Regions from separate parts of the Homo sapiens genome. Here region 1 is linked to region 2. Evidence: read pairs that join two places in POLR2A ChIA-PET (ENCODE). Cell type or tissue: MCF 10A. All regions are shown on one strand. Each heading gives the region's core, and the rest is flanking DNA. Links, peaks and the distances in the headings are about the cores only.

The links. ChIA-PET counts read pairs that join two places held together with the same protein. Peaks named below come from ENCODE experiments on the same cell type or tissue, not always from the same donor. Only the 100,000 strongest peaks of a DNase experiment are listed, where the experiment ranks them.
Region 1: POLR2A ChIA-PET joins it to region 2 with 5 read pairs; 1 of 35 experiments calls an interaction of 5 or more read pairs at or near these places.

Annotation. Positions count from the first base shown.
Region 1 is chr1:245,001,123-245,017,300 of GRCh38, forward strand. DRC8 (dynein regulatory complex subunit 8) reads left to right here. Exons shown (of 8, transcript NM_032328.4): 3 at 16,120-16,178. Among named protein-coding and RNA genes, the nearest start is that of EFCAB2-AS1, 38 kb to the left of the region's middle. In MCF 10A, for the core only: no CTCF peak of the experiment used is centred there; a DNase peak (open chromatin) is centred at 7,839.
Region 2 is chr1:244,292,002-244,307,904 of GRCh38, forward strand. The region is part of intron 1 of LOC105373262 (a long non-coding RNA gene); the gene reads right to left. Among named protein-coding and RNA genes, the nearest start is that of SPMIP3, 53 kb to the right of the region's middle. RefSeq lists an enhancer at 7,721-7,790. In MCF 10A, for the core only: a CTCF peak has its summit at 7,625 (motif pointing left); a DNase peak (open chromatin) is centred at 7,630.

The DNA.
Region 1 (16,178 bases), core at 5,726-9,725, 710 kb after region 2:
AGTATATGTTTATGTATACTTGTTAAGTACTTTACATATATTTTCTCATTTAATACTTACAGTATTCTTTGATTAAGGTATTATTCCCATTTTAGAATAGAAAAATCTCTGCAATACGTAGGGAAAATAGTTAACTTGCCCAAGACCATTTAGCCTATAAAGGATCAAGGAGGGATTTGTTTTGGGGTCTTTCTGGATGCAAAACCTGGTGCTCTTTATAAATGCCATGTTATACTAATACAGTGTGGTTCCCAAACTTGGTGGCTCATCAGAGTCCCCTGAGGACCTTTGTAAAAATACAAATTCCTGGCCATACCCCAGACCTGTTGAGTCAGAGTTTCCAGGGGCAGAGCTTATAGATCTATATTTTTGGGTGGTTCACATGTAACTGGCCTGGGACTGGTTCTCTCACCCTGGGGAGTTATTGCAGGTGGTGTCAAGAGCAAGGCAGGAATAGCTGACTAGCCAGGGAGGTTTTCCTGTGTCTTGCTCCTGATCCTTGACTTTACCCCGTAGATGGTGGGGCACTGAAGCTGAGAAGTGTCATCAGATACACATATTGTGCCCACCACTTTAGCAACAGTGTGAAGGATGAAGTTGAAGGCACAGGTTACAGGCAATAAGAACTTACATCTTTAGACTGCTGTCTTGACTGAGTTCGTCCTTTTTCCTCACATTCTCAAGTTTTCTAAATTTTTTTTCTCTTGGTTCTGCCAACCCTTCAGTTCTCTTTTCCCTAGCTAATTTCTTGAAAGAAATAGTTATACTCAATGTTAGGTTTCAGTCAGTTCAAGAAATGTTCCTTACTGACTTACTCTTCTTTGAGGTCATCTTCCATCAATAAATGTTTATTGAATGTTATTTGAAAGCATGGTCCTTTCTCAGATTTTGCTTTGAAGTGAAAATACCAGGGATGATTTATTTTTTCATCACGTAATCACTCATATGACAATTTTTATTGATCACCAAGTACTCTTCATGTGTCTCCTTTATGCTAGGGCCTGGGATACAACAGTGATGAGATAAGGCCTCGGACTTTACTGATCGAACATCTAATGGAAGGTGGAAGAAGAGACCATCACACAATGACGGTGTTATGGGGAACACAGGGTACAGTGCATTCATACCTCCTCCCCATCACTGTGTCAATCGCTTAACCATCTCTCTGCCTCCAGCCTTGCTTCCTTCCAGTTAAGTTATCCTCATTGATTATACATCTAGCCAGATACTCCCTACTCTATAAATCTTCATTTGATAGCTATTGTCCTTAAAATAAAATCCAAACTCCTTCAATGTGTCTTACTAAAAAAACTTGAGCCTATCCCCACCTTGCGTACTCTCATTCTGTTTCATTATAGGGAAGTTAAGGAGCAAGAATTTGAACTTTTCCTTATGTTTCTTTAGTTTCTTTTCTTTCTTTCCAACATGTTCTTGTTCTGTTGCCCGAGCTGAAGTACAGTGGTGTGATCTCGGCTCACTTTGACTTCCCAGGCTCAAGCCATCCTCCTGCCTCAGTTTCCTGAGTAGCTGGGACTACAGGTGCACACCAGCACGCCCAGCTAATTTTTGTGTTTTTTTGTAGAGATAGGGTTTTGCCATGTTGCTCAGGCCTTAGTTTCTTTTCTGGAAGATTTTTTTTTTTTTTTAGTATTTTGAATTATTTTTAAGTAAGAGAAAAAAAAATCAACCTTGTTAATATAAAGGGTAATCACTTAAAAAGCACACCTAAGAATTAGTATCTCAAATTGTTGTGTAGCCGCCACCACCATCCAACTTCAGAACCTTTTTGTCACCCCAAACTAAAGCTCTGTGCCCATTAATCAATAACTTCACATCTCCCCCTCCTGGAAACTACCGTTCTGCTTTCTGCCTTAATGAGTTTGAGCACTCTAGGTACTTCAGATAAGTGGAGTCATACAATAATTTGTCTTGTGTCTGACTTATTTCACTTAGTATAATGTCTTCAAGGTTCATCTACCCTATAAGAATGTGTCAGAATTTCCTTCCTTTTCAAGGCTAAGTAATATACCATTGTATGTGTATGCCGCATTTTGTTTATCCATCTGTTGATGGACATTTGGGCTGTTTCCACCTTCTGTCTATTGTGAATAATGCTACTGTGAACACTGGTGTGTAAGTATCTGTTCGAGTTCCCACTTACAATACTTTTAGTTATTTACTCAGAAGTGGAATTGCTAGATCATATGGTAATTTGATGTGTAACTTTATGAGGAACTACGATACTGGTTTCCAAAGAAGATACTATTATTATCACCATGTGGCAAGTGGGGAGACTTGGGCACAGAGAGGTTAAGTAACTTGCCCAAGGTCTCACAGCTAGTACATGGTAAAGCCAATGGTGGCTGGCTCCAGGTCAGTGCTCTTAACCAGCAATATATACATACTTACTGGCCTCTTTTGTAATCTCTGTTATAATTATGTTTTCCTATTTGGGGAAGATTGACATCATTTGGAGGTTTTTTTTGAGATGGGGTTTTGCTCTGTTGAGCAGGCTAGGGTGCAGTGGTGGAATTATGGCTTACTGCAGCCTTGACCTCCTGGGCTCAAGTGATCCTTCCACCTCAGCCTCCCAAGTGGCTGGGACTACAGGCATGTGCCACCATGCCCAGCTAAATTTAAATTTTAGAATTTTAACTTTTTTGTAGAGACAGGATCTCACTATGTTGCCCAGGCTAGTCTTGAACTCCTGGCCTCAAGCAATCCTCCCCCCTCAGCCTCCCAAAATGCTGGGATTACAGGTGTGAACTACCGCCTGTTTTGTTTTGTTTTTAGAGGCAGGGTCTCCCTATGTTGTCAGGCTAGACTTGAACTCCTGGGCCCAAGCTATTAGCTTGCTGAGTAGCTGGGACAATAGGCATGTGCCACCTTCGAGTTTTGAGAATTGGACTAAATCAAACAATATTTTACTCGTAGAGTATTTCCTTCTTGGATTGATTTTTTTGTTTGTTTGTTTCTGAGATGGGGTCTTACTGTGTGGCCCTGGCTAGTCTCAAACTCCTGGGCTTAAGTGATCCTCCTGCCTTAGCCTCTGGAGCAGCTGGGACTATAGGTGTGAGCCATGGTACCCAGCTTTGGATTGATTTTTTTTTTACATGACAAAATTGTTATAGTTCTCACTCTTAAATATTTTTTAGAATAGTTCTAGATGAGTATACAGGAAACTCTTTAGGAATTTGTATTCTACAAAACAAAATGAAAAACAAAAGTATACTGACACAGTGTATCAGTAACAAATAGCCTGACTCTCAAAGTACTCTCATTACAAAACTTAGAATGATACTTTTTTTTTTTTTTTAAAGGTGGTATGTTACCCAGTCTCAAACTCCTGGGCTCAAGTGATCTTCCCACCTCAGCCTCCTGAGTAGCGGGGACTATAGGCATGTACCACCACACTCAGTGAATTATATGTTTTAAAAGGATATTTTGTATATTGGCCATTTCTCTAACATTTCCCAAAACTGCATGCTTTTGGCATCTGTGCTATAAACTTAGACCAAAGTAGCTTCAGAAATACAGTAGAAGCTCCCCTTAACGTGTGTGCCAGATTAACATAAAACAGACATTTCCTTTCTAAGACATGCTTATTCTAAGGGCACGCAGAATACCTTTTGCCATTCATTAAGTATGATGTTAGTTGTGAGTTTTTCATAAATACCTTTTATCCTGATGAGGAAGTTCACTTCTATTCCTAGTTTTCTTTTAAACAATAACCTTAAGAAGTATTTTTTAATTGACACATAATAATTGTACATATTTATGGAGCACAGTGTGACATTTTGATATGTACACATAATGTGCTATGATCAAATCACTATTCCTAGTTTTCCGAGTGTTTTTATAATGAAAAGATGTTATGTATTGTCAAATACTTGTTCTGTGTCTATTGAGATGACATGGTTTTTTTGCTCCTCTTCGTTCTATTAATGTGGTGTATTATGGTGATTGGTTTTCATATGTTCATTCTCGGGAGAAATCCCATTTGGTCATAGTGGATAATCCCCCATAAAGTGGCTGGATTATGTTTTCAAGTGTTTTGTTGAGGATTTTGCATTTATATTTATAATGGATGTTGGTTTGTAGTTTTCTTCTTATGTCTCAGTTTTGTTTTTTTTTTAAATCATGTTAATACTGGCCTTATAGAATGAGTTGGGCAGTGCTTCCGTCTCTTCAATTTTTGGGAAGATTTTGTGAAGGATTGGTAGATTGGTATTAATTTTTTTTTTTTTAGACGGAGCCTCACTCTGTCACCCAGGCTGGAGTGTGGTGGTGTGATCTCGGCTCACTGTAACCTCTGCCTCCCAGGTTCAAGTTTTTCTCATGCCTCAGCCTCCTGAGTAGCTGGGATTACAGGCGCACACCACCACACCTGGCTAATTTTTGTTAGAGACGGGATTTCAACGTGTTGGTCAGGCTGGCCTTGAACTCCTGGCCTTGAGTGATCTGCCTGCCTCGGCCTCCCAAAGTGCTGGGATTACAGGCGTGAGCCACTGGCACCCGGCCTTATTGAGTTTTTAGTAGGTTTACAGGTACTATCAGAGTTATTCTCAAGGTGTTTACAGTATGGAAAGTGAGACAAATAAGTAAACTGCTAATTATAATATGGTTTGATAGACTATTATGATAGAGATAGCATGTATGCTACATGATTACATAGGAGGGTACTTAACAAAAAAGAGAAGGGAAGCCTTCAAAAGGTCAGTTACTCTTAAACGTGAGTGACGAATGGGAGATAGCCAGGAAGGAGGAGAGCAATATTCCAGGCAGGAGTGTCCGTCACAAAGGCGGAGGGCAATATTCCAGGCAGGAGTGTCCATCACAAAGGCACTGGGAAAAAGCATTATCACTGGGACACTACAGAGACTTCCTGCCTAGTGCATCTGTGTGGAAAAGTGTGAAGAGATCACATTTTTGAGATAGGTAGGAGCCTAAGTTCATAAAGGGCTTTGTGCGCCTGGTTAAGGAGTCTGAATGTTAGTTTGAAAGGCCTTGCGAACCATTGGAGGATTTTAAACCAGACGGTCAAATTACTAAATTTGCATTTTAGATCATCCTAGCAAAATGTGGATTATGGTTTGATGGGTGGAATGGGAAGTGAGAGAAAGGAGACTAAAGGCAAAAAGGCAGGAAGTGACTACATTAATTTAGCTGGAAGTGATGAGTGTTTATTTATTTATTTATTTATTTTTGAGACAGAGTCTCGCTCTGCCTCCCAGCCTGGAGTGCAATGGTGCGATCTCCACTTACTGCAACCTCCACCTCCCATGTTCAAGTGATCCTCCTGCCTCAGCCTGTGATTACAGGCGCATGCCACCACACCCAGCTAATTTTTTTTTGTATTTTTAGTAGAGGTGGGGTTTTATCATGTTGGCCAGGCTGGTTTCAAACTCCTGATGTCAAGTGATCCACCCACCTAGGCCTCCCAAAGTGCTGGGATTGTAGTCTAATCGTAAGCAATGACAATGGAAATGGAAGGGAAAGAACAGAGTTCAGAAGGGTTTATAAGTAGATGGCCGGGTGCACTGGCTCACGCCTGTAATCCCAGCACTTTGGGAGGCTGAGATGTGTGGATTGCTTGAGCTCAGAAGTTTGAGACCAGCCTGGGCAGCATGGCAAAAACCTGTCTCTACTAAAAACACAAAAATTAGCTGGGCATGGTGGCACAGGCCTGCAGTCCTAGCTACTTGGGGAGCTAAGGTGGGAGGATCGCTTGAACCCAGGAGGTGGAGGTTGCAGTGATCTGGGATTGCGCCAGTGAATTCCAGCCTGGGCAACAGAGCAAGACTCTGTCTCAAAAACAAACAAACAACAACAACAACAACAACAACAAAAAACCCCAGAAAGGTTGAAAGGTGTTGATGATCAAATAGAATTAGGAAGATGAATTTGTTAGAATGAGAAATTTGGAGGACTGTGATCAGGGAATCAGTAGAAGATAGCAGTGAGAAGGAATAGTAGATTATGTGTCCTCAAGTGATGAACCTTAATAGAGTAGTAGTTTTTAATATGAAGTTGAAACAAGGATGCTCCCAGACAAGTCCAGGTTGTGGGCCATTCTGTATGATGCTATAAAGCCTGGTCTCTTCAACAAGCTAATTTCATGTGTGTGGGGAGGGGTGGGGAAGGATGGAGGACTGTTTTAGTTTCAAAGAGAACAAAATAATATGTAACAGCCAAATGCAGTACATAATCTTTGATTGGATTTTAGTATGAAAAAAATACCTATGAGACATTTAGGGACAGATGGAGACATTTGAATATGGAATAGATATTAGATGATCTTAGTGAATTTTTGTTAATTTTTAAAGATGTCATAATAGCATTGGGATTATGCAGGAGAATGTCTTTATTTTTAGGAGATATGCTGAAGTATTTAGGGATGAATTATTCTGATGTCTGCAATTGACTTAGAGACAGACAGACATGGAAAGAGGAATCAAAAAATGGCAAAATATTAACAATAGTTTAGGCGGTGGGTATAGAGTTGCTTGTAACACTAAGCTTTCAACTTTTCTGTGTGTTTGAAAATTTCCTTCATTAGAGAAGCTGGCAAAAAATATGGCAGATTAGGAGTATGGGGCTATGAGTAGCAATGGGGAGCTCTCTATTGCTAACCTTCCCCAAGTCCCTGAGATAGGTAAGCCACGGGAGAATGAGCAGCCAGTTCTGAAAGGGACTTCAAGATGGGTAATGACTTTGGGGTAGTGCTTCTCAGCTTTTATCACTTTAAAACCTAAACATTGGCCAGGCTCAGTGGCTCACGTGTGTAATCCCAGGACTTTGAGAGGCCAACGTGGGAGGATTGCTTGAGGCCAGGAGTTCAAAACCAGCCTGGTCAGCACAGAGTGACCTTGTCTCTACAAATGAAAACAAAAATTAAAAAAAATTAGCCAGGCATGGTGGTCTGTGCCTGTAGTTCCAGCTACTCAGGTGGCTGAGGCGGGAGGATTGCGTGAGCCTGGGAGTTTGATGCTACAGTGAGCCATGGTCTCACCACAGCACTTCAGCCTGGGACAGAGCACGACTCTGTCTCAAAAACAAAGAAACAAACAAAAACCCTGAGCATGGAAAATAATATTTGTGTGGCACACAATATCTGGTAAAACTAGATGAGCTTTGGGACTCTACATGAGGCTTGATTATTAAAAAAATCATTATGTTAAAAAATTTTGTTATGTATTTCATTATGTAAAAAAATTTATAAGAAAATAAAACAGAGCATTAGGAAATTTTAAAATGATGACCCTTTTTTAAAAGTTCCAAATGTATTTAAAATGTTAAAGGTGGAACTTGAGCTTGCTTCCCAACGTGTTACTTTTTAATATCAAACTTTTTGCTTGAAATAGTTGTACTCAATTCCTGATTTTAAAAAATCTTTAATATGAGCTCTTCAATTTTTGATCATTTACTACCAATGAGTAACTGTTCATGCAGAAATGTAAAAGCATTTTTCCCAACCATTAAAAAATCAAAATATGAACTAGGCCCCTACCTATCTCAAAAATGTGATCTCTTAACATGTTCTCACACTTTTTTTTTTTTTTTTTTAAATTTTCAGAGCAAGATCCTTCAGGCTGCAGTGCAGTGGTGCTATCATAGCTCACTGCAACCTTGAACTCCTGGGCTTAAGGGATCCTCCCATGTCAGCCTCCCGAGTAGTTGGGACTATAAGCATGTGCCACCATGCCTGGCTAATTGCTTTTTAAAAAATTTTGTGTGTGTGTGTATGTAGAAGTGAGGTCTCGCTATGTTGCTTAGGCTGGCCCCAAACTCCTGGGCTCAAGCAGTGCCCCCAGCCTGGCCTCTCAAAGTGCTAGGATTAGAGGCATGAGTCACTGCACCTGGCCCTCGCACAAATTTTTGTAGTTTCCCAAGGATTATGCTTTTCTTTTTTTTTTTTTTTTTTTTTTTTTGAGACTGAGTCTCGCTCTGTCACCCGGGCTGGAGTGCAGTGGCACCACCTCAGCTCACTGCAACCTCCACCTCCCAAGTTCAAGTGATTCTCCTGCCTCAGCCTCCTGAGTAGCTGGGATTACAGGCTCGCACCACCACGCCCGGCTAATTTGTATTTTTAGTAGAGACAGGGGTTTCACCATGTTGGTCAGGCTGGTCTCGAACTCCTGACCTTGTGATCCGCCTGCCTCGGCCTCCCAAAGTGCTGGGATTACAGGCATAAGCCACTGTGCCCGGCTGGATTGTGCTTTTTCACTGTGCCTTTGTCAGTGATACTCCTGCCTGGAATATTTCAAACCAGTTGAAATTATATCATCTAAAAACTTCTCCTTTAATTAACCAATATAACTTGGAAAATTTTCTAATAATCCAAACGATTTTTTTTTTTTTTTGAGTTGGAGTCTCGCTCTGTCACCCAGGCTGGAGTGCGGTGGCACGATCTCTGCTCACTGCAAGCTCTGTCTCCTGGGTTTACACCATTCTCCTGCCTCAGCCTCCCAAGTAGCTGGGACTACAGGCGCCCGCCATCATGCCCGGCTAATTTTTTGTACATTTAGTAGAGATGGGGTTTCACCTTGTTAGCCAGGATGGTCTCGATCTCCTGACCTCCTGATCCACCCTCCTCGGCCTCCCAAAGTGCTGGGATTACAGGCGTGAGCCACTGCGCCCAGCCCCCCAAATGATTTTTTAATCCAGTTGAACTGTCTCATATCAATTATTTCAAAGTAATGAAGATTTAATTTATATATGATGCATGTGTTTTTTGTTTGTTTGTTTTTGAGATGGAGTCTCTCTCTGTTGCCCAGGCTGGAGTGCAGTGGCACAATCTTGGCTCAGGCTCGCTGCAACCTCTGCCTCCCAGGTTCAAGTGATTCTCCTGCCTCAGCTTCCTAAGTAGCCGGGACTACAGGCGTGCGCCACCACGTCCAGCTAATTTTGGTATTTTTAGTAGAGACAGGGTTTCACCATGTTGGCCAGGCTGGTCTCACACTTCTGACCTCAAGTGATCTGGCCACCTCGGCCTCCCAAAGTGCTGGGATTACAAGCATGAGCCACCGCTCCCGACCTCTCATGCATGTGTGTTTAGGGCCGCACAACAAGCTTGGCTGCTACTGAAAGGACATATCAGTTACGGAGGCATGGAAGTAGCCCATAGTATGTGAAGATAAAGATTTGGGACTGCTTCCTAGAGCCATGAGCCCTGTCAGTTTGAAGTAGTTGCACACTGGAATGAACACTATGCTCTTTGGGCACCTGGAACAGAAACTTCTCCAGGAGCTCTCTACTGGGTAATGGTGCATTCTGTATCTGGCCTCTGAAGGAGAAGACCACATGATATGTCACACACTTGGCAATGGGGAGCAGTGGGTGCCTGATGGCATTTGTTGTGGTTGTCGCTGTGCAGAACAGGAGGCCTGCCATCGGAGCCTGTCGTGCCCTGGTCCCCCTGTGGGAAGCTCTGGAATAGACTGCTTTCTGGGGCCTGACTTCATCTGGCCACACTGAGAGATGAGAGATAAGAGGATCAGTATTTTGGGGTACCCCTTTAATCCATCCACTTTACAGGCTGAGTATCCCTTTTTCTTTCTTTTTTTTTTTTTTTTTTGAGACGGAGTCTCACTCTGTTGCCCAGGCTGGAGTGCAGTGGTGCGATCTCGGCTCACTGCAAGCTCTGCCTTCCGGGTTCACGCCATTCTCCTGCCTCAGCCTCCCCAGTAGCTGGGACTACAGGCACCCGCCACCACACCTGGGTAATTTTTTGCATTTTTAGTAGAGATGAGGTTTCACCGTGTTAGCCAGGATGGTCTCGATCTTCTAACCTCTTGATCTGCCTGCCTCGGCCTCCCAAAGTGCTGGGATTACAGGTGTGAGCCACCGCGCCCAGCCTTGAGTATCCCTTTTTCAAAATACTTGGTACCAGAAGTATTTTGGATTTCTAATTTTTTTGGATTTTGAAATCTTTGCATATACATAATGAGATATCTTGGGAAAGGGATTCAAGTCTAAACACGAAACTCATTTATGTTTCATATAAACCCTATAGACATAGCCTGAAGGTAATTTTATGTAGTATTTTAAATAATTTGTAGATGAAACAAAGTTTCTCTACATAGAACCATCAGAAAGCAAAAATATCACTATGTCAGCCACCCATGAGGACAAGCTGGTTGTTTGGCATCAGCATCATTCCTGACCCTAAATTGATAGGAATTGATATTGATAAGCAATCATCTTCTTACATTTATTCACACGGAAGTACTTACCAGTAAAAAATATGAAGTACCATTCATGAAGTGAAAAAATAATGTGTTCAAGGTAATGAAGCAGCACAGTGGCATCACCAGAATACCTGTGTCAGCTGTTAGCAACAGCAAACACCGGACTTTCAGTCTCTGCCTGCAATGCTGTGTTTTGATTAGAAGGTTACTGTATACTGTACAGGTTGAGTGACCCTTATCTGAAATGCCTGGGACCTCCAAATGTTTTGGTTTTGGAGCATTTTGGATTTAGCATTTTCAGATTAGGGATGGTTAACTTGTATTGCAATGTCCAGTGGGTAAGGATTCCTGAGTTAGGGTAGTCCTAGATTTCAGTTAAGGCATTAATTATTCCTGATAGATGATAATTTGAAAAAAGAGACTCGATGATCAAGTGACTTTGGGAAATGCTGTGTTGAACAAAGTTAAGTTTCATGATTGTAGAACATTCCAAAGACTTTAATATACTAATACACACTATAAATGACCATATAGAACTACATATAAATATTATATATAAACCATAATATTCAGAGTTTTCCAGACATTTTTGATCACTGAAGCCTTTTATTGAGAAGCTCTGGCTGGGCGCAGTGGCTCATGCCTGTAATCCCAGCACTTTGGGAGGTCACGGGAGGTGGATCACGAGGTCAGGAGTTCAAGAGAAGCACCTTGAGGAATGAGTGTTAAACAGAACACAGTTTAGAAAATATATTGATAAGAAGTTATTAAAAATTCATGCCTTGCAGGCTGTAAATGCACTTTAATCAGAGTGCCATTTGTTTTGTTCAAATGTTTTAAATTATTGGAATGCACACTTTTTAAAATATGCAAATAAAGTTTGGAAACTAAAAAATAAAGTTAGTGCCTGTTCTTTAGAGATGGAAGGATAAAATTATAAATTATAAGTTTTACCTATTTCAAAACAAAAGTCAGCATTATACTTATTGGTAAAAGACTAGTGTTCTAGATTATTAATAATAATAATTATATTTTTATAAAATGGATTATTATCACTTTATGCATTAATGTTGCTTTGGTAGTGCTGGCCAGTGCCATGAGTCATGACAGAGAAATAAGATACAATAAGAAGATAATACAAAAAGTATTATTAGAAAATATAAAATAATCAACTGAAAGATTTTAATTAATACATTTTTCAGGAAATATATAATCAATAGCAAAAATTCAATTTTTACCTCAAACACTTGAAATTACAGGGCTCGAAAAAATATTTCATCACAATATCTACAAAACCCATAAAATACTCAGGCATCATCTTCTTGGAGGATTGTGTGTGACTTACATGACGAACCTCAAAATATGTAATATTTAATTTAGAGATCTATAAGGGATATATATATCTAAATATACACCTCTTAGATGTGAAAACTATTCTAAAATGTTAATTCTCAATGTATAGCTGATTGCAATAGCAATAAAACTTTCAATGGTATTTCATTTGGAATTTCTAAATTGTATATGGATTTCTGTATTTCCTTTGGAATAATAAATTGGTATTGATGAACATTCCTAAAAAGAGGCTAATAGAGTGGCAATAAATAAAATGCTATGGTAATGGCACAAGACTAGAAATGCAAATCAGAATAGAATTAACAGAATGGACAATTGATAGAATTAATCTCAATCACATAAAAGATGATAATACACGATAAAGTGCAAGGAATCAAGCACCTGGTAAAGTAGGAAAAGCTAATCTTTCACTTTGAATCACATCAAAATAAACTTCAGATGAATTACTCAGTGTGTTGTCCAGTGTCAAAAACAAAAAACAAAGAACAAACAAACAAACCACAGTAAATCTATCTGTAAATTGTTGAAGAAAATAGAATTAAGTATTTGCCAGACCTCGAGAAAAAGGGTGATTTTTCTTTGTCTCTCTCTTGGGCCTTTCAAAGGATAAGTTTCTCAACTTTACAGTATGAGAAGAAATCTCAACAGATGTGACTACCTAAAAATAAAGGATAATGTACTTTTAAAATGACCTTAAATTTAAAAACCAAACATCAGCTTTGTGCAGTGGCAGTGTCGTAACCAGAGAGATTTTCCCAAGATACTGTTATGGCTAATAAGAACCTTGCTAGTTCAACTGTGTTCAACTCGTTGAATTTCAGTGAGATAAGGCAAATATACAAAGGTGAATTGGGCAGGATTGTTCAATAAAGAATTGATTATTGATTATAATAATGAAAAATCAGAAACTAAACATCCACAATTGGAGGGTTGATTAAATACATTTTGATAAAGCTCTATAATGGAATATCAGGCAGTCACTAAAAATAATAAGGTAATGAATATTTATTGAGAATGAAAGATCCAATTTATTGCTGAGTGAGAAATTAGATTAGAGAACAACATTAAAAGTAGTTAACTCTGGGCCGGGCGCAGAGGCTCACACCTGTAATCCCAGCACTTTGGGAGGCTGAGGCAGTTGGATCATTTGAGGTCAGGAGTTTGAGACCAGTCTGACCAATATGGTGAAACCCCGTCTCTACTAAAAATACGAAAGTGAGCTTGGCGGTAGTGGTGCACACCTGTAATCCCAGCTACTCCAGAGACTGAGGCAGGAAAATCTCTTGAGCCTGGGAGGTGGAGGTTGTGGTGAGTCGAGATCATGCCACTGCACTCCAGCCTGGGCGACATGGCAAGACTCCATCTCAAAAAAAAAAAAAAAAAAGACAAAAAAAAAGAAAAAAAGAAAAGAGTAGTTAACTCTGGGTAGAATTTGAAGTGATTTTAACTTAAACTTTCATCTGTGTCTTTTTCCTCCAGTAATTGTGTATGATTTTGATCATCAGAAAGGAAATGGAGCTGTTTTCATTTTAGAAAAACAAGTTCAAACAACTGACCTGGAAAATTGTTTGCAGTAACTTCGACATAGGGTTAAGTCTTTATTATTCAAACAGGTCATGCAAATTGTAAAGAAATAATTGAAGATCCCAGTAGGGTTGAGCAGAGAACATGAATAGACAATTCATAACATAGAAAACAGAGATGGTAAACAAACATATGGATCATTATTCAGATTCATTTGTAATCAAAGCAGTGTAAATTTAAATAATGAGGTAATATTTATTTGTTGTTAAATTAGCAAAAGTTTATTGCTGTGTTATAATAAAGAAAAAATAATATCAATAAATTATGGTGTATTATTTTGGTACCATTAAAAATGGAAGGTTGTGTAAATTATGTTGCAACCTGGAAAAATATAACATTTACGTGAAGTAATTAAGGAGTTAAGATTTTATACTGTAAGTACTAACAGGTGGGATGGGGTGGAGTGAGGTGAGGTGGGGTGGGGTGTGGGGGGAGAAGAGCAGGATTGTTCAAATGAGGAAGATCTGAGTTCAGTCCAGCTCTGCCACTCAATAACTCTGTGATCTTGGGCAAGGTGCTTAGCCTCTCTGAGCTTTGGTTTCTTTTTTTCTCTACGGTTGTAAAAGTATATACAGTACCTGACGTAGAACCTGGTGTATAGTGTTTATTCAGTACATATTTGTTGAGTGAGTGAATGGTAGTTATTCAATGCCATATATAAAAGAATATGTATGAAGAAAGATTGGAAGAAAATACAGCAAAATGATGAGTAGTTATGTTAGGGGGAAGAGAATTTGACTGATTTTAAAATTTCCTATTTTCTACTATTGGGTGGTATTATATTTCTAATTGAAATAATTACCTAAACTCATGCCTAATCTCTTTCTTTCTGGGTGTCCTACTGTATTTACTGTTTGATACATTTTGACACCTTTTTCTTTTCTTTGAGACAAGGTCTGGTTCTGTCGCCAGGCTGGCGTGCAGTAGTGTGATCATGGCTCACTGCAGCCTCGACCTGCTGACCTCAAGCAATCCTCCTGCCTGGGCCTACCAAACTGCTATAGGCATGAGCTCCCATGCTTAGCACAATTTAGAGACTTAATTACATTATTGTCCTTTATTCTTTCACTCAGCCAAACACCTTGGAGTTGGCCTTAACCCTTTTCTTTCTCTCTGCACCTAACATAAAATTTATCAGCAAATCTTGTTGGCTCTGCTCTTTAGAATATATCCAGAATCTGCCGGGCGCGGTGGCTCACGCCTGTAATCCCAGCACTTTGGGAGGCTGAGGCGGGTGGATAATGAGGTTAGGAGATCGAGACCATCCTGGCCAACATGGTGAAACCTTGTCTCTACTAAAAATACAAAAAATTAGCTGGGCATGGTGGTGTGCGCCTGTAGTCCCAGCTACTCAGGAGGCAGAGGCAAGAGAATCGCTTGAACCCGGGAGGTGGAGGTTGCAGTGAGCCGAGATCAAGCCACTGCACTCCAACCTGGGCAACAGAGAGAGACTCTGTCTCAAAAAAAAAAAAAAAAGAAAGAAAGAATATATCCAGAATGCTGACATTTCTCACCACCTTCACTGCTACCATTCTGGCCCACATCTCTCACCTGGAGTATTGCAGAGGCCTCCTGACTGGTCTCTCTGCTTCCACCCTTTTCATAATAGCCAAAGTGATCAGCAGACCGCATCACTGTGCTGCCTGGAAAAACCCTTCAGCGGCTTCTCATCTCATTCAGAGTAAAAGCCGAAATCCTTAAAGTAGCCTACAGGGCTTTTTTTTTTTTTTTTTTTTTTTTTGAGATGGAGTTTTGTTCTTGTTGCCCAGGCTGGAGTGCAATGGTGCAATGGCGCAATCTCGGCTCACTGCAACCTCCGCCTCCCAGGTTCAAGCAATTCTCCTGCCTCAGCCTCCCAACTTGCTGGGATTACAGTTATGCGCCACCATGCCTGGCTAATTTTGTATTTTTAGTAGAGACAGGGTTTCACCCTGTTGGCCAGGCTGGTCTCAAACTCCTGACCTCAGGTGAACCACCCTCCTCGGCCTCCCGAAGTGCTGGGAATACAGGTGTGAGCCACCGCACCTAGCCAAGGCCTCTTTACAATCACCCTCAAACTCATACCTTTCTGATCTTATTTCTTACTCTTCTGCACTTACTGTTCTCTCTGCCTGAAAACTCTGCAGTTGTTCATAAGGCTGGTTCCTTCCCCTCCTTCAGGTGTCTGCCCAAGGGTCGCCTTACCACAGAGGCAGGCCTCTCTAAGACCACCGTATCAACCCATTCTCCCCCACCCACGCCCAGCACTCCTCGTGTCCCTACCCTGTTTATTCCTTCCTCTATTTCTCACACCATTTGCCTTACTATGTATTTTATCGAATATTACGAGCTTATATTTCTTTCCCAATAAAAGTAGCTCTATGGAGGCAGGAATTTTTTTCTATTTTGTTCCTTGCCATAACCTTAGCACATTGTAAGTACTAGGTAACTGTTTACTGAATATATATATGAGTGTTTCATATATGTAAGTCATAGTCCAAAACTAGTTTGAAAGCTTTTTGAGTAAATGTCATGTTGGTTTTTATGCCTTTCTTCCCCCAACTCCACAAGCAAAGAATAAGGCAAGGTAGGCAGGGAACACTGTTGATAAGCAAACAGTATCTGTTTTTATTGGTTTCACTGTGCCTCTCAGGCTACGACTCTACCCAAAGGACTTGAGATAGAGAGGCCGCTGCTGGAAATATTCTGTCACCGTGATTGGAGTGGTTGAGTGGTTCCATGAGTATATGCGTATGTAAACACTTAATTAAGCTGTGTATTTAAGATCAGTGCACCTTTACCATATGTATATTTTGCCTCAGAAAAAATGTTTACAAATACAGTGTATCCTTTGACATCTCCAGAGGAAGTTAAACATGCTAAATGATACATAAATATAAGGAGAGGGTTCTTCATATGCTTACTTATTAAGATTGCTAGTCTGGTTATTAGAATTTTTGTTTTGAATTCAAAGCTAAAGTAAACTAATTTTTATTTACTTTGTCTTTTGCAGAGATAATAGTAGCAGAATTTCACAAAAAAATCAAAGAGGCATTTGAAGTCTTTGACCAT
Region 2 (15,903 bases), core at 5,553-9,552:
TCTTTCATGTGTCACCTGCAGCCCAGCACCCACCAGCTCCTCTGAGGGTGGCAGCAACTGAACTACAAAACAGGGGGGTGCCAACTACAGGTGCAAACTTTTTTCCTGCCAGTAAATCAAGACACGTACACAGTATTGTTGGAGACTGTCTTCACCAGAGGCTCTTATTGACTCTATCCTGTCTCAGCCATATGTGCTACACAGCCCAGCAGGGTCATAATGATTTAATCATGGATACACATTAGAACTTTCTGGAATCCTTTAAAACCATCCATGCTTAAAATATAGTATATCCATAGAAGAAAATATTATTTGGCCATAAAAAGGAATGAAGTACAGTTGGCCTTGAACAATGCAAGGGTTAGCGTCACTGACCCCTGCACAGTCAAAAATCTATGTGTATCTTTGGATTCCTCCAAAACTTAACTACTAATAGCCTACTGTTGAATGGAAGTCTTGCCAATAACATAGTCAATTAATACATGTTTAGTATGTTGTATGTATCATATACTGTATTTTTACAATAATGTAAGCTAGAGAATAGAAAATGTTATTAAGAGAATCACAAGGGACAGCAAATATATTTCCTATTGATTAAGAGGAAGTGGGTCATCATAAAGGTCTTCCTCCTCATCCTTTTCATGTTGAGTAGGCTGAGGAGGAGGAGGGGCTGGTCTTGCTGTCTCAGGGGAGGCAGAGGCAGAAGATGGGAAGGAGTGGAAGGGGGAGGCAGGAGAGGCAGGCACTCTCGGTGTAACGTGTATTGAAAAAAATCCTTGTATGCACGCTTTCACTTATTTCAAACCCTGATTGTTCAAGAGTCAACTGGACTAACATGTGCTACAACATGAGTGAAACTCAAAACAATTACGCCAAGAGAAAGAAGCCAGTCACCGAAAACTGCGTTGTACAATCCCATTTAAATGAAAGATCCAGAATGGGCAAATCTATGAAGACAAAGTAGATTAGTAGTTGCCTAGGGCTTGGTGGGGAAGTAAATAGGAAGCGACTGCTAACAGGTACCTTGGTTTCTTTTGGGGGTGATGAAGATGTTCTAAAATTACATAGATGTGATGGTTGCACAACATTGTAAATAACTAAAAACCCATCGAACTATACACTTTCAAAGAGTGGATTTTTTTTTTTTTCAGAGCCTTGCTCTGTTACCCAGGCCGAAATGCAGTTGCATGATCATAGCTCATTTCAGCCTCGACCTCCTGGGCTCAAGAGATCTTCCCATCTCAGCCTCCTGAGAGGCTGGGACTACAGGCGCATACCACAACACCCAGCTAATTTTTTAATTTTCTGTAGAGATGGAGCCTCACTCTGTTGCCCAGCCTGGTCTCAAACTCCTGGGCTCAGGTGATCCTCCTGCCCCAGCCTCTCAAAGTGCTGGAATTACAGGTGTGAACCACCACACCCGGCTCAAAGAGTGAATTTTATGGCATGTGAATTATAGTTCAGTAAAGTCGTCAAAATACATTGATGACTTTGCTCCGCCCCACCCCAATTAAATCAGGATGTCTGGGGGTTGAAGCCCAGGTATCATTGGGTTTTTAAAACTCCCCAGCTGACAGGGAAAGATTTGTTAAGGGATACAAAATCACAGCTAGATAGGACTAAGTTCCAGTGTTCTATACCACTATAGGATGACTGTAGTTAACAGCAATATACTATCTAGTTTCAAATAGCTAGAAGGAAGATTTTCTGTTGTTGTAGAAATGGTGTCTCACTATCTTGCCCAGGCTGGTCTCAAACTCCTGGTCTCAAGCCATCGTCCTGCCTCAACCTCCCAAAGTGCTGGGTTACAGGCATGAGCCATTGCACCCAGCCATAGAAGGAAGATATTCAATGTTCCCAACACAAAAGAATGATAAATGTTTCAGATGATGGGTGAGCTAATTACCCCGATCTGATCACTATATGTTTTAGATATATATAGAAACAATACTATGTGCCCAACGAGTATGTACAATTATTGTATGTCAATTTTTTTTTTTTTTTTTGAGACAGAGTTTCACTCTTGTTGCCCAGGCTGGAGTGCAATGGCGCAATCTCAGCTCACCACAACCTCCGCCTCCCAGTTTCAAGCGATTCTCCTGCCTCAGCCTCGCCAGTAGCTGGGATTACAGGCATGCTCCACCACACCCGGCTAATTTTGTATTTTTAGTAGAGACGAGGTTTCTTCATGTTGGTCAGGCTGGTCTTGAACTCCCGAACTTAGGTGATCCGCCCGCCTCGGCCTCCCAAAATGCTGGGATTACAGGTGTGAGCCACCGCGCCTGGCCTATATGTCAATTTTTCAAGTTAAATTAAATTAAACTAAACTTCTTTTTAAAAGCCCCCAGGTGATTCTAATATGTAGCGATGGCTGAGAACCACGGGTCTGGTCTAACCCTCTGGTTGGCACCTGAGGACACTGGGATCTGCAGAGCTGTCGTGACTCTCAATGTCATTTAGCAGAGGCAGGACTAGAACCCAGGCTTCCAAAGCCAGGTTATCCCCAGCCCTTCTCTGTGCTCAGGCCCCTGATTGCATCCTGACTAGATGCTCTTGGGCCTCCCTAAACCCCATGACATCTTTTGAATTGCTCTCTTTCCAAAATATTCAAACTGCTTCACTTGTTAATATTTCTCTTCTAAACCCACGGCCCCCTCCTTGACATTTCTCTAGCTTGTTCATGCTTCACATCTCCCACCTATTATACAGGCCGGCTTCTTTCCTTCCAGTCAATTTCTTGCCCATTATGAATTTGCATGTACAAGTGCCCGAATTTACATTTAACATACACAATTGGTTCTGTCTTCAGCTGAAAGGTTCTACCCATTCAAACTTTACAGTTGAAGAGGAGAATCTATTCATCACAGGAGGCTAGATCCCTCAGGGAAGCCAGTGTAATTGGCTGTTCATAATTCCCATTTCGAGTTAGATGGCTGTTTAAACTTTGAGGAATCTTGACTGCAAGTTAATCTTCAGGATGAGACTATGAGAGGGTTACAGCTGATGTCATTGTTAGAGATGACGGATGTCCAGAAACTAGAAACCTGTCGCAAGCAGGGCTTGATTAGATAGCTTAAGAGGAAAAATAAAAAGGCAAAGCTGAGTGCTTTCAAAAGAAGGGTTTAAAAATGTTTTTAATCTACATTTTTGTACATAATATGGTTTGTAAATGCATTGGGGGTTTGTGTTTCCTAAGCACGAAGACACTTGTCATACTTTCTCATCTGGAGAAAGCAAAGAGAAGAGTAATATTTATTTATATTTGTATTCTTTCTCTCCTTTAGGACTTCAAACTTTAAAAGGAGAAGTGTTTTCTTATTCATCTTTCTTTTTATTTTTTGTTTTCGTTTTAGAGACAGGGTCTTTGTCTTTTGTCCAGGCTGGAGTGCAGGGGCGCGATCACTGCTCACAGCAACCTCTGCCTCCCGGGCTCAAGCAGTCTTCCCTCCTCAGCCTCCCAAGTAGCCGGGACTACAGGTGCACCACACCAGCTAATTTCTGTGTTTGTTTGTAGAGACAGGTGTTTGTCATGTTACTCAGGCTGGTCTTGAACTCCTGAGCTCAAGTGATCCGCCCGCCTCGGCTTCCCAAACTGCTGGGATTACAGGCGTGAGGCACCGGGCCTGGCCTCTTCATCTTTCTATCTGCCCTCTCCTCGCTTTCTGTATTAGAATCCAGCATAGAATCAGGGCTCAACAAATGTTTTGAATGAAACCCACAGCAACAAATCTCAGATGGAGGGAGGGGAGTGAGAAATGGGGATGGAAATAGCATAATCAATATAGTCAATATTATTATTATTATTATTATTATTATTATTATTTTGGAGACGGAGTCTCGCTCTGTCCCGAGGCTGGAGCGCAATGGTGCGATCTCAGCTCACTGCAACCTCTGCCTCCGAGGTTCAAGCAATTCTCCTGCCTCAGCCTCCTGAGTAGCTGGGGCTACAGGCATGTGCCACCACACTCAGCTAATTTTTTTTTTTTTTTTTTTAGTAGAGACGGGGTTTCACCATGTTGCCCAGGCTGGTCTCGAACTCCTGAGCTCAGGCAATCCGCCCGCCTCAGCCTCCCAAAGTTATAGTCAGTATTATTATATCACAAACCGCATCACTCAACAAGGATATGTGGAGCTCCTCTTCTGTGCTGGGGACTGCTGCAATGACTGAGGCTGGTTAGTCACTGGTCACAAGCAGTCACTCTCTCAAGCCACCTCCATTCTACAGAAAGCAAACCGCCCCCACGTTGCCGGTGGGGATGTGAGAAATCCCATAAATCCCAGGAAAAGTCAGAGAGATAAAAATACAAATGCTTGCCCCATTTTCCCACACTCCTCAAGGCTCTTTCCATAGTTCCTTTTCCTCTGGTCATTAATGAGAGTGAGAACAAAATGGCAAGGAAAAAAAGGATATTAGGATATTCCTAATATCCGAATAGTCACATGAAGTTTGCATCACGCAGTCACCTGTTCTGTGTCATTTAATCTCACAGCCGTGGAAGAGACAGCATTATTCCCCTTCCTTAGGTAAAGGAGCCAAGATCGTGGAGGACATGTGATTTGTTCAGTCACACAGCAGATAAGACACAGGGCTAGCAGGGAATCGCCAGATCAGCAACATGCCCATCCTGTGTCTTCACGTCTTACCACACGGCCTCCCAATGAAACAAGGAAGCTCTGGAGTCCACAAACAGATCTTGAGACAAAAAAAAAGAAAAGAAAAGAAATAAAAAGCAAACAGGAAACTCTGAGGACTGGGAGCAGGAAGGGGAAGATAGTATATGTAGGCCCAAAGACTGGAATCTTGGCTCAAACACTGCAATGTCACTCTCAGAAGTGGATGGAGGCCGTGCACGGTGGCTCATGCTTGTAATCTCAGCACTTTGGGAGGCCAAGGTGGGTGGATCACTTGAGGTCAGGAGTTCGAGACCAGCCTGGCTAACGTGATGAAACCCTGCCTCTACCAAAATAATAATAATAATAATGATAATAATAATACAAAAGTTAGCCGGGTGCAGTGGCATGTTTCTGTGATCCCAGCTCTTCAGGATGCTAAGGCATGAGAATCGCTTGAACCCAGGAGGTGGAGGTTGCAGTGAGCTGAGATTGCACCACTGTACTCCATCCTGGGTGACAGAGTGAGACTGCCTCAAAAAAAATTAATTAATTAATTAATTTTAAAAAAGAGAGAGAGAGAAAGAAGAAAAGAAATGGATGGAAAATTAAGTGTTCACTTGAAAAAATAAAAATAAAAAAAGTGATAGAAGATACGGCTGCAAAAGCAGCAATGAACTGGCTGAAAGACTGAAGCTCTGTCCTTAGATTGAAAAGTGAGGCGATTCCAATATTCAAAAGCTTGGTACTTTTGTGCCTGACTGAGTTGTAGCCCTCGTCCAAGAGATTGTCCAGGAATGGAGAAAAATAGCTTTATTTGAAGGCAGTGGTAGAAAGAGAATAATAACAAAGTTGTTTTTTAATCCTAAAAGAGCAAGTGTCCAGGAGAGGCCAATTTATAAGGAGGTTCTGGAGTAATGTCAGTAATAAAACCTCCCGGGAAGATGAAATACATGCCACTCTGGCTCTCCAGCTAGTAGGTGCTGATGGGCCCCCAGCAGCCACCAAAATTCTATTTCATTGACTCTTATCCCAACATCCTTGATAGAGGAGATCTAACTTTGCAAAATCCTCTCCAAGTGTTTCGGGGATCTTGGGTTTTGTCGTTTAAGCTCATAAAGAGTTCTCTCACGTTCCTTGGCCCTGGGCCCCTCTGTTGTTTTTTGCTTGTGAAGCCATTTGAGGGCTGCTGTGTGCCACCGTCACAGCTGTGTGGCAAGCCTAGAGTCATGCTGTTATAACCACCCGATGGGTGCTTCCTGCCCACTACACAAACAAAATCCATTCACAGAGACCACAGCATTGCAGATCACAAGGTCAGGAGATCGAGACCATCTTGGCCAACATGGTGAAACCAAGTCTCTACTAAAATACAAAAATTAGCCAGGTGTGGTGGTGCGCACCTGTAGTTCCAGCTGCTCGGGAGGCTGAGATAGAGTAATTGTTTGGAAGTGGAGGTTGCAGTGAGCTGAGATCGCCCCACTGCACTCCAGCCTGGTGACACAGCAACACTCCGTCTCAAAAAAATAAAAAGAGTTTAATTGACTCGAGGTCAGTCATGCCACATGGGAGATGGAGTTATCACTCAAATCGACCTCACTGAAGGCTCAGAGGTTAGGAGTTTTTGAAGGGTAGTTTGGGAGAAGGGATGGAGGTGTCTGGGCAATGGGTGCTTGCTGCTGATTGGCTGGGGGTGCAATCATAGGGGTGTGGGAAATGGTCCTCCTGTGCCTGAGTCCTTTGTGGGTGGGGCCACAGGAGGGGTCAGTGGGTCTAGGTGGAGGCATGAGTGTCAGACATCAAAAAAAAAGACTGAAAAGATATCCCAAAGGCCAATCTTAGGCTCTATAACGGTGATATTATCTGCAGGAGTAATCTGGGAGGTTGCAAATCTTATGACCTGCAGAATAATGGTTGGCAATCATTTATGTCTACACCTTAGCAGAATTCAGGCTCCTCTACCCTGCTAGCCTGGTGGTCTCTCATTACTTTTACAAAAGCAGCTGACTTTGGGGAAAGGGCTATTATCATTTAACTCTCAAAGTTAGCTTGGCCTACACCCAGAAATATTAACAATTAATGGCAACTTGAAGGCTAAAGGCAAGATGAGGGTTGGCTAGATCAGATCTCCCTCACTGCCATAGTTCTCTCACTGACCTAATTTTTGCAAAGCGGTTTCACTGTGTTTCTTGTAAAGGTAGAGGAGAAAGCCCCTCTCCTCCCTCCCTCCCTCTGTGTCACATTTTATTACTTGTGTTAGTGAGCACTAAAAAATGTAAGTCCTGGGTCTTGTGTGAAAAGCTTGCAGTTTTAGGCTGGGCGTGGTGGCTCACACCTGTAATCCCAGAACTTTGGGAGGCCGAGGCGGGTGGATCACCTGAGGTCAGGAGTTCGAGACCAGCCTGACCAACATGGTGAAACCCTGTCTCTGCTAAAAATACAAAATTAGCCGGGCATGGTGGCGGGCGCCTATAATCCCAGCTACTCGGGAGGCTGAGGCAGGAGAATTGTTTGAAGCCGGGAGGCGGAGGTTGCATTGAGGTGAGCTCGCACCACTGCACTCCAGCCTGGGCAACAAGAGCGAGACTCCAAAAAAGGAGACAGAGAGAGAGAGAGAGAGAGAAACGAAAAGCTTGCAGTTTCGACATGCCCTGCTTCTCTGCAGAGACACAAGTCCATGACACTGGTGTCGTGGTTCCTTTTCACTCTCATTGTTTTGGTTGTTTCAGTTCTTTCCCCCCATTTCTCAAACAATCTCCTCCCTCTACTGCAACCAAAAAGCCCCATGCCTCTTCTCCCACCACCCTGCAGACTCAGACAAGACTGCATCTCAGCTTGCTCTCAGGCTGAGAGCACTGATAGCTTGGCTTTATCTAGCAGACAACAGGAAGCCTCTGAAGGGCTCTGGGCAGAGAAATCGTTAGGAAGATGCATCTTGGCAGTAGTTCCTCAAATGAATTGGGCGGTAGTGAAACGTCTTGATTCTCAGAGCAGACTCAGCGTGGGACGGCACACTGGTGCCACCTGGAGGCGGCCGGCCTCAATTACAGACGCAGTTTACAGAAAGCTGACAAAACCCTTCTGAAACCAAATCTGAAACAGAAAGCCATCGAGTGACTTTTTAGCGCTACAGGAAGAGTGGTCTGTTTATTTGGGCTAAGCCAGCAAGGAACAAAACTTCAGGGAAGTGGCCCTGCTAGAGACTCTAGGACTAGCCTGGCCCTCCATGTCCTCCTTTGGGAGAGGCTGACTTACAAGGAGGTTCTTTTTTTTTTTTTTTTCTTTTTGAGACGGAGTCTTGCTCTGTGGCCCAGGCTGGAGTGCAGGGGCGCGACCTCGGCTCACTGCAAGCTCCGCCTCCCGGGTTCACGCCATTCTCCTGCCTCAGCCTCCCGAGTAGCTGGGACTACAGGCGCCCGCCACCACGCCTGGCTAATTTTTTGTATTTTTAGTAGAGACGTGTTTTCACCGTGTTAGCCAGGATGGTCTCCATCTCCTGACATCGTGATCCGCCCGCCTCAGCCTCCCAAAGTGCTGAGATTACAGGCGTGAGCCAGCGCGCCCAGCCACAAGGAGGTCCTTGAATTAGTTATTTTTGTAATAAAACCTCCCAGGATGGGCTGGGGAGCGCCCACCCCACCACCACCACCACCGAAATCTGTTTTGCAACAGATTTGCAAACCAACATATTTGCCAAAATACAGGCTTGTCATTTCTCAGGAGAAGGGGGATAACTGGTTCTTGCTTCAAGTGAAAACCACCACACAGGAAAGAGAATGTGTCCCTAGCACGGTGGCTCACACCTGTACTCCCAGCACTTTGGGAGGCTGAGGTGGGCAGATCACCTGAGGCCAAAAATTCAAGACCAGACTGGCCAACATGGTGAAACCCCGTCTCTACCAAAAATACAAAAATTAGCCGGGCGTGGTGTTGGGCACCTGTAGTCCCAGCTACTCAGGAGGCTGAGGCTGGAGAATTGCTTGAACCCGGGAAGTGGAGGTTGCAGTGAGCTGAGATTGTGCCACTGCACTCCAGCCTGGGCGACAGCGAGACTCCATCTCAAAAAAAAAAAAAAAGAGAGAGAGAGAATGTGTTCCCAGACTAGAGACAGGGTGTCACAGGTGACAATGGCAGTCAGAGCCTGCCCTGTTAGCCTGCCCAGGTTTTTCCAGTACTTTTTTATTTTCCCTAAAGATCCTGTGATTTACAACACAACCTAGGCATTAACAAGCAAGGAAAACTAGAAATTGAAATGAAGCGGTTTTCAGAATAAGGATTAGACTCCAGAATCCCAGATTCTTTCTGCCAGAATCCACTTAATTACACACTGAAGTATGGAATTCCTGTAATACGAAGTTATTTGTTTCTTCTTTCAAAAAAGGGGTAAACTATATTCCTTATCAGTTTTCTGCAGCTCACTCAGTCATGGGAAGTTTATGCTGCATTTTCTCTTGCCCTTGGCTTCACCTTCTCCCTAATATCTACTGTTTTCCTAAGAAAGTTTCTCAGTATAGAAAAACAAGGTCATTTCTCGGAGTCTTTGCCAAATCTGCACTGGACCTTTGCTTCTGGAGGAATGGGAATTTAAAAGCAGCCCAAGATCGGTCATCCTGACTTTCATAGGAAAGGAAGAGCTTCTTCGCTCACTGACTTGACACTTGCTGCAACCCTGTGAGGTTTACCTTGTTACGCGTGTGTTAAAGGGGATGAAATAGATGCTCAAAGAATAATCTGCCCAAGGACACACAGCTAGAAAGTAGAAAACTAGGATTTAAAATCCCAGGCTTGCCTGACTGCAGATTCCCGTTGCTTCCTACAGCACTGGGCAGAGTTCCACTTCATAAAAGTCTAGGGAGGCCAGGCGCGGTGGCTCCTGCCTGTAATCCCAGCACTTTGGGAGGCCGAGGCCGGTGGATCGCCTGAGGTCAGGAGTTCGAGACCAGCCTGACCAACATGGTGAAACCCCGTCTCTATTAAAAGTACAAAAATTAGCTGGGCATGTTGGTGGGCACCTGTAATCCCAACTACTCAGGAGGCTGAGGCAGGAGAATTGCTTGAACCCGAGAGGCGGAGTTTGCAGTGAGCCAAGATCGCACCACTGCCCTCCAGCCTGGGCCACAGAGCGAGACTCCATCTCAAATAAAAATAAACATAAAAATAAACATCAAAATAAAATAAAAGTCTAGGGAGAGGAAACCCAAAGGGTTAAATAAAGCAGGGGGAGCGCTGAGGATAAACAAAAAAAGGGTTGGGTCTGGGTCTGAAGGGAGGGGCCAGGAAGTGGATAGGGCCAAGGCAGGAGATGCCTACTGGGAAAAGGAAAGTCTGGGCCCTGGAGGAGGTGTGGCCACTTAAAAGTCAGATTTAAGGTGGGGAAGGAAACTTGCCACAAGGTCAAATGGTTAGGAGGTGGCACTGGGAAGGAATCATGCCTTAAGGACTTTCTGAAAAGCCAGGCTCAGATTCTTTGCTCTGCCACTCTGACCCTTGACTTCCCCCACATCTGCCTCATTTTAAAATTTTCATTTTATTTCCATATGATTTACTTTGCATTCTCCTTATTTCTTCCCATTCCAGTCCACTGCCTTTTTCTATTTGGTTTTACTCAATTGTGGCTATTCTAGTGGAACCAGGGGAAATACAGGCCTCTCTTCTTCTGACTGAATATCGTGTAACGTCTTCAACTTCATTCTTCCATTAAAGGCAAAGTATGTGCTACAAAATCAAAGTTCACATCCTGCAATCAGCTTCCAAGAGAGTGAAGCCGACTTTACACTATCTTTTCCATGCTTCTCTTCTAAACTACTTCTGAGGTTTTTCTTCCCCTCTGTTCCCTTCTGAGAGGTGTCAGTGTGGCCAGGTCTGAGCTGCACAGAGGTGGTGGGAGGTGTCCCATGGAGGCAGTGCTGCACGGTTCCATGGAGCAAATAAGTAAATTGAACAGGTAAATGTAGAGAGGACAATGGGGGCTAGGTTGGAGCAGTGGCCAGAAGAGAAGGGGGAAGAATGGAAATAACCTTGGGGTATTGAATTGTAATTGAAAGTACATTATGAACTCATAATTCAAAAAAACATAAACACAAAAATATAAATATATCTATACAGATATAACTATATGTGTGTATATATATATAGAGAGAGAGGTGTGTGTATATATATGTGTGTGTGTATATATATGTGTGTGTGTGTGCATATATATATGTGTGTGTGTGTATATATATATGCATACATACAAACAAATCCTAGCTCTACCAGCCAAGCAAGCCTAGAAGCAATATCATCCCAGCAGCAATGAGCACGTGGAGCATCTATCTATCTTGGTTTCTAAATGTCATTCTGCACTGAAAGGAACCAGGAAATAGCTGATTCCTGGGATGGTGCAGGAACTAGGTGAGCCTAGAATATCTGCTGGTACTAGAAAGGGAAGACATTCCTCAAGGATGATGTGGACTGAGCTGGGAGTGGTGTGTTACGGGAGGCAGTAAGTCTGACATAAGCAGGATGGAGAGGGCACGCCCCCACCATGGCCCCATGACCTGGAATGTCAGGCCACCATCAGGTGATGGTCAGGCAGTTGTCACACTGTCTCTCTAAGATAACAACTGGTCACAGCCGGCTCACCAGGGAAAGGCAGTCTCCCAAGAGACAGAAAAAACCTGAAACTGGTGACCAGCAGCTTCCCAGTAAGATCTCAGGAGTTGAGTGGGTGAGCTCAAGCTTGTGCACTGAGAGGCAGGTGGTGGGGTTTAACTGGTATGTGACCTTCTTCTAGGAACACTCGATTGGTAAGGGAAGAGCTCCTCAAGTGAGCATGCACACAACGTCAGTAAACACTGTGCACGCGGCCCTCCCAGGTGCTGGCAGGCCACTGTGCATGCAGACAGCCCACGCCAAGGGGAGAATCAGGGGAGAAGGGATGCAGCCCCCGTCGGAAGCATGCCAGCATAAAAAACCCAAGTCAAAGGTTACACTGTGCACTCACATCTCTCTAGTTGCCTGCTTGGCCCTCTTCCAAGCATACTTTATTTCCTTTTGTTCCTGCTTTAAAACTTTTTAATTTTAATTAACGTTTACTCCTGCTCTAAAACTTGCCTTGAGCGCTCTCTCTCTCTGCCTTATGTCCCTCAGTTGAATTCTTTCTTCTAAGGAAATCAAGGAAGCAAGAATTGAGGTTGCTCCAGACCCATGCGGATTTGCTGCTGCTGACATACTTTGGTGCTGTGACTTGGATATGTTCCCTAGTGGTAAGACGCCTCTATGCCTTGCCTTCTTTGGCTGGAGGTGTTCAACCCCTAAATGCAGTTTTCTTCGCCCTCTTGCTCTCCTGCTTACTAACCAACCCCCAGAATGATTCCTCTCAGCCACAGTGGCTCTGCTTCCCCCCGGCTGATCTCTCAGCTCACCCTGACAGGTGGCTCGTGGAGGGGAGGAGGACCCTGGAGTCTGCACCAAGTAGACCTGAGATGCTAATGGCCCTCCTGCACAGGAGGCTGGGGAGAGCGGTAGGGCTAAAGCCTAGGACCGTGCAGTGTCTGGGATTTCCTCTGCTTTTTCAACTAAAATCAGCTCTTTCCCAAAAGCCTGTGCTGCCTGTTGTGTTTTCTCTGTGTGTGTTTTGAAATGGCCTTGCGCACCCTCCAGACTCTCTGCCTCCGGGGCAAGTCTGCCTTTTCCCTGTTTCCACTTTGCATACTGCATAACTTCCTTCTCTGCCCCACATGGACACACGCCCTCTTATTCATGCATCCGCGGCTCTTGCTGCATTCGCTCGGCAGCAAAGCCACAGGCTCCCTTGTGGATGTCCCTTGTGGAGATTTGTACTTTTTTACCCCACCAGCTTGGATGACCTCCAACTTTTCCCCTGTCTGTTGGCACATTGCTGGGATGGACACTGATCGGAACCCCAGGTCTGACCGCTCCCGATGACTTTACCGTACACTTCTTGTTCCAGTTATGCCCCAGGGCCTAGTTTTCTGGTGGCTTTTGAAGCAGTTTGTGCACCTGCATAGGACCTCACTCTGTGGCCCTTTAAGGACCCCACCTACTTGTGTTTTCTTTTTTTTCTTTTCTTTTTTTTAGTTAGCATCCCTTTGGCAGGAGGAAAAATTCTTCCTTTGCCATTTGCAAGTTCTTACCACCAAGCTCCAAGTCCTCCACAACTTCTTCTATGTCAAAAGAGCAAATAAACATTGCCTTCTCAAATCTAAGGGCTGCTGTTTTTGCAAGCAAAGCCTTTCCATGAGCATCCCTCTCGCTTCCTCCCACTTCTTCCTGTAGCCTCCATTTCTCTAATCCTTCCACGCCCTTCTCAATATGCATCAAGATCTTCAAGGTCATATTCAAAGGGAGGGAAGTCCAGCTCCCTCGAGGCAGTTAGCTGAAAAACAGGCTTCTCATCTACTTAAAGAACATGGGAAATGGAAATTTGAGGAAAGAGATAATCAATTTGTTGTAGAATGCCCCGGGCAAGAGTCACTATAAGGTCATGGAGAAAAGGATCTAGGCTGGCTCAAGCCTGCAGGTGCAAGAGACCCACAGGACAGAGATGAAGGCTTGTTCCAGGTTAACATTACCATTAGAACAGAGATGAAGGCAAGGTTAGGGGTGCACAGTAAGACCAGTTCATTCCAGAACCCCAAGGATGGACAGGGGGTGCCTGGTTCACACCCTTATTTCCTCTGTTCTTAAGTGGATAATAGTGACGAGATGGGACGAAGGTTAAGGGGACATGGTAAGACTGGTTTATTCCAGAATCCTAAGGACGAATGGGGGATGCCCTGTTCAGGATAGAGAAGTAACAGGGGATGCCTTCTTTTTCCTTTTTCCTTTTTTTTCCTCCTCTGTTCTCTCTTCACAAATGGGTAATCATGTCTTCATAGCATGGGACATGCCCCCTGGTTGTATCCTCAAGAACTGGGAAAAATTTGATCCTCCTCAAACCTAAAAACAAAAAACTAGTTTTCTTTTGTAATACTGTTTGGCCTAAAAACGAACTGAGAGAAAATTACAAAAGTCAACCTTAGAACCTAGTGCCCCTATATAGGAAATCCTCAAATCAGCCTCCTCAGTCTTTTGTAACTAAAAGCAGAATAAGGAGGACAGGGCTAAGGAGAAAGGGAAATGCAGGGACAAGAGACAGGCTCAACAACTGGCTGCTTTACAAGCTCTCCAGCCCCCTTCAGGTTACCCTAAGGACAGTCCTTCAGGTAACTGTCATTGGTGTGGGAAGCCAGGCCACTGGAAGGCAAACTGCCCCAATGAGATAAATGGGAAAAAGCCCGGCACAGCTTGCCCCTTTGCCACAAGCTCTGCCACTGGAAAAGAACTGCTCTGACGGCCGAAGGACTGGATCCCAATCCCTGATGGCCTTGAGCTGAAGGAGACCTCTGCTCTGGCTGGCTTCCAAGTCAGACATTGTCATCAGCAAGACAAAGCCAAGGGCAACAGTAGAGGTAGCAAGTAAAATTATACATTTCCCTTTTGGGTTCAAGAGCTGCCTAGTCTATGCTAATCTACTTCTCTAAGCAACTCTTCTCCAAATCCTATCAGGTAACAGGGCAAATGTCACCCTCTCCCTCTAAAAGAAAAGATTCACACCCCTTTAGGACAAAAATATACTTTCCAAAATGGGTGGCTGCTTAATATGTACCCAACCTCTGAATTCACCTTCCTCTCTAATAGCCCTATTTCTCCCAAAAAGCTACCTAAATCTTTAACCGATAACTTCAACCTGTACCATCCTACTTCAGGGGTTTAAAAATAGCCCACACTTATTTGGATGAGCCCTAGCAAAAATCTAACCGAGCAATCTCTTGAGGGGAAACAACTTCTACAGTATGTAGATAACCTCCTCATTTGCTTCCCCTTCACAGGACACACACAACAACATGCAGTACAAACCATAAATTCCTAACAGAAGGAAAATAACTTTTCTCTAATTCAAAGGTTATAAAGGTAAAGAGGTATTTTTGTTAAGGAAGATTATAAAGAAAAGAAATTTTATATGAGAAAGGATCTTTTGTCGTAAATTTGCATCCTAAAGAAAAATAACTGATTGTTTAAAAAGAGGGATGCTTAGGACAAGTGAGAAAGTCCAAGCTTTTCATAGATGTTCTGTGTAAGTCATGAAAAGATTTGTGAAAGGGAATTTATAAAAGAAATATCAAACAATTTTGTTTTGTTTTGTTTATTTATTTTTACAATTTTTAATTTTTGTGAGTACACAGTAGGCATATATATGTATGGCGTACATGAGATATTTTGATACAAGCATACAATGTGTAATAATCACATCAGGATAAATGGGGTATCTATCACTTCAAACATTTATCCTTTCTTTGTGTTACAATCTAATTATAGTCTTATAGTTATTTTTAAATGTACAATAAATTATTGTTGACTGTAGTTACCCTGTTGTGCTATCAAATACTAGATCTTATTCATTCTAACTAACTATATTTTCATATCCAATAACCATCCCCCATTCTACTACTCCACTACCCTTCCCAGACTCTGGTAACCATCATTCTAACACAAATGTGAATTACAATGTTCTAATGTGAATTTAGAAATGTTTCGCTTCTCAGTAATTTTGTGATATGAACAAACATTACCAAAAACACAAGATTCTATTTTTCTAGTAAAATACCCTATGGTAGAATTTCAAATATCATGTTGGATTCTTTTCGTGTTTATTTGGATGAAAATAAGGTATGTTAAGTAAGTGTAATTATCTCATTTTTATACTGCTTGTATACTTTCTTGAGAAGTTCAGAACCATTTCTTCTCTGATAAAGATAATAACGTTATATACTTTCACAAAGAACAAGCATGGTTTTTAACCTGTTAAATTGAAATTCATACTACTAAATAAATGAATAAATAAGTAAATAAATAGAGGAAGCAGTGGAACTTCTTTCTTACAGTAGAATACCAAGTAATTAATGTAGAAGGAATGATGAAAATAGCAAACCACCATATGACACTATTATGGTTATAATTTATTCAGATAGGGATCATCCACAAATATTAAGGCTGATGGGTAGAAGTTGTTAAGGATCAGGATTTTAGCATAATTTTAGAAAATCTCCCCACAAAATGCTTATCAATTGCAAAGGTGAAAATGGTGACTCAATGGAGGAGAAATATGGAAGACACCAACATGACCAAGCAATCAAGATTAACATCACCAGTGATGAGACAAGACCACATCATATGCTGTAATGTGCAGAGCCCAGGATCCTGTCCATCATTTTCCTGTCAAGAAATCATGGCGAGGTCTGACCAAAATGA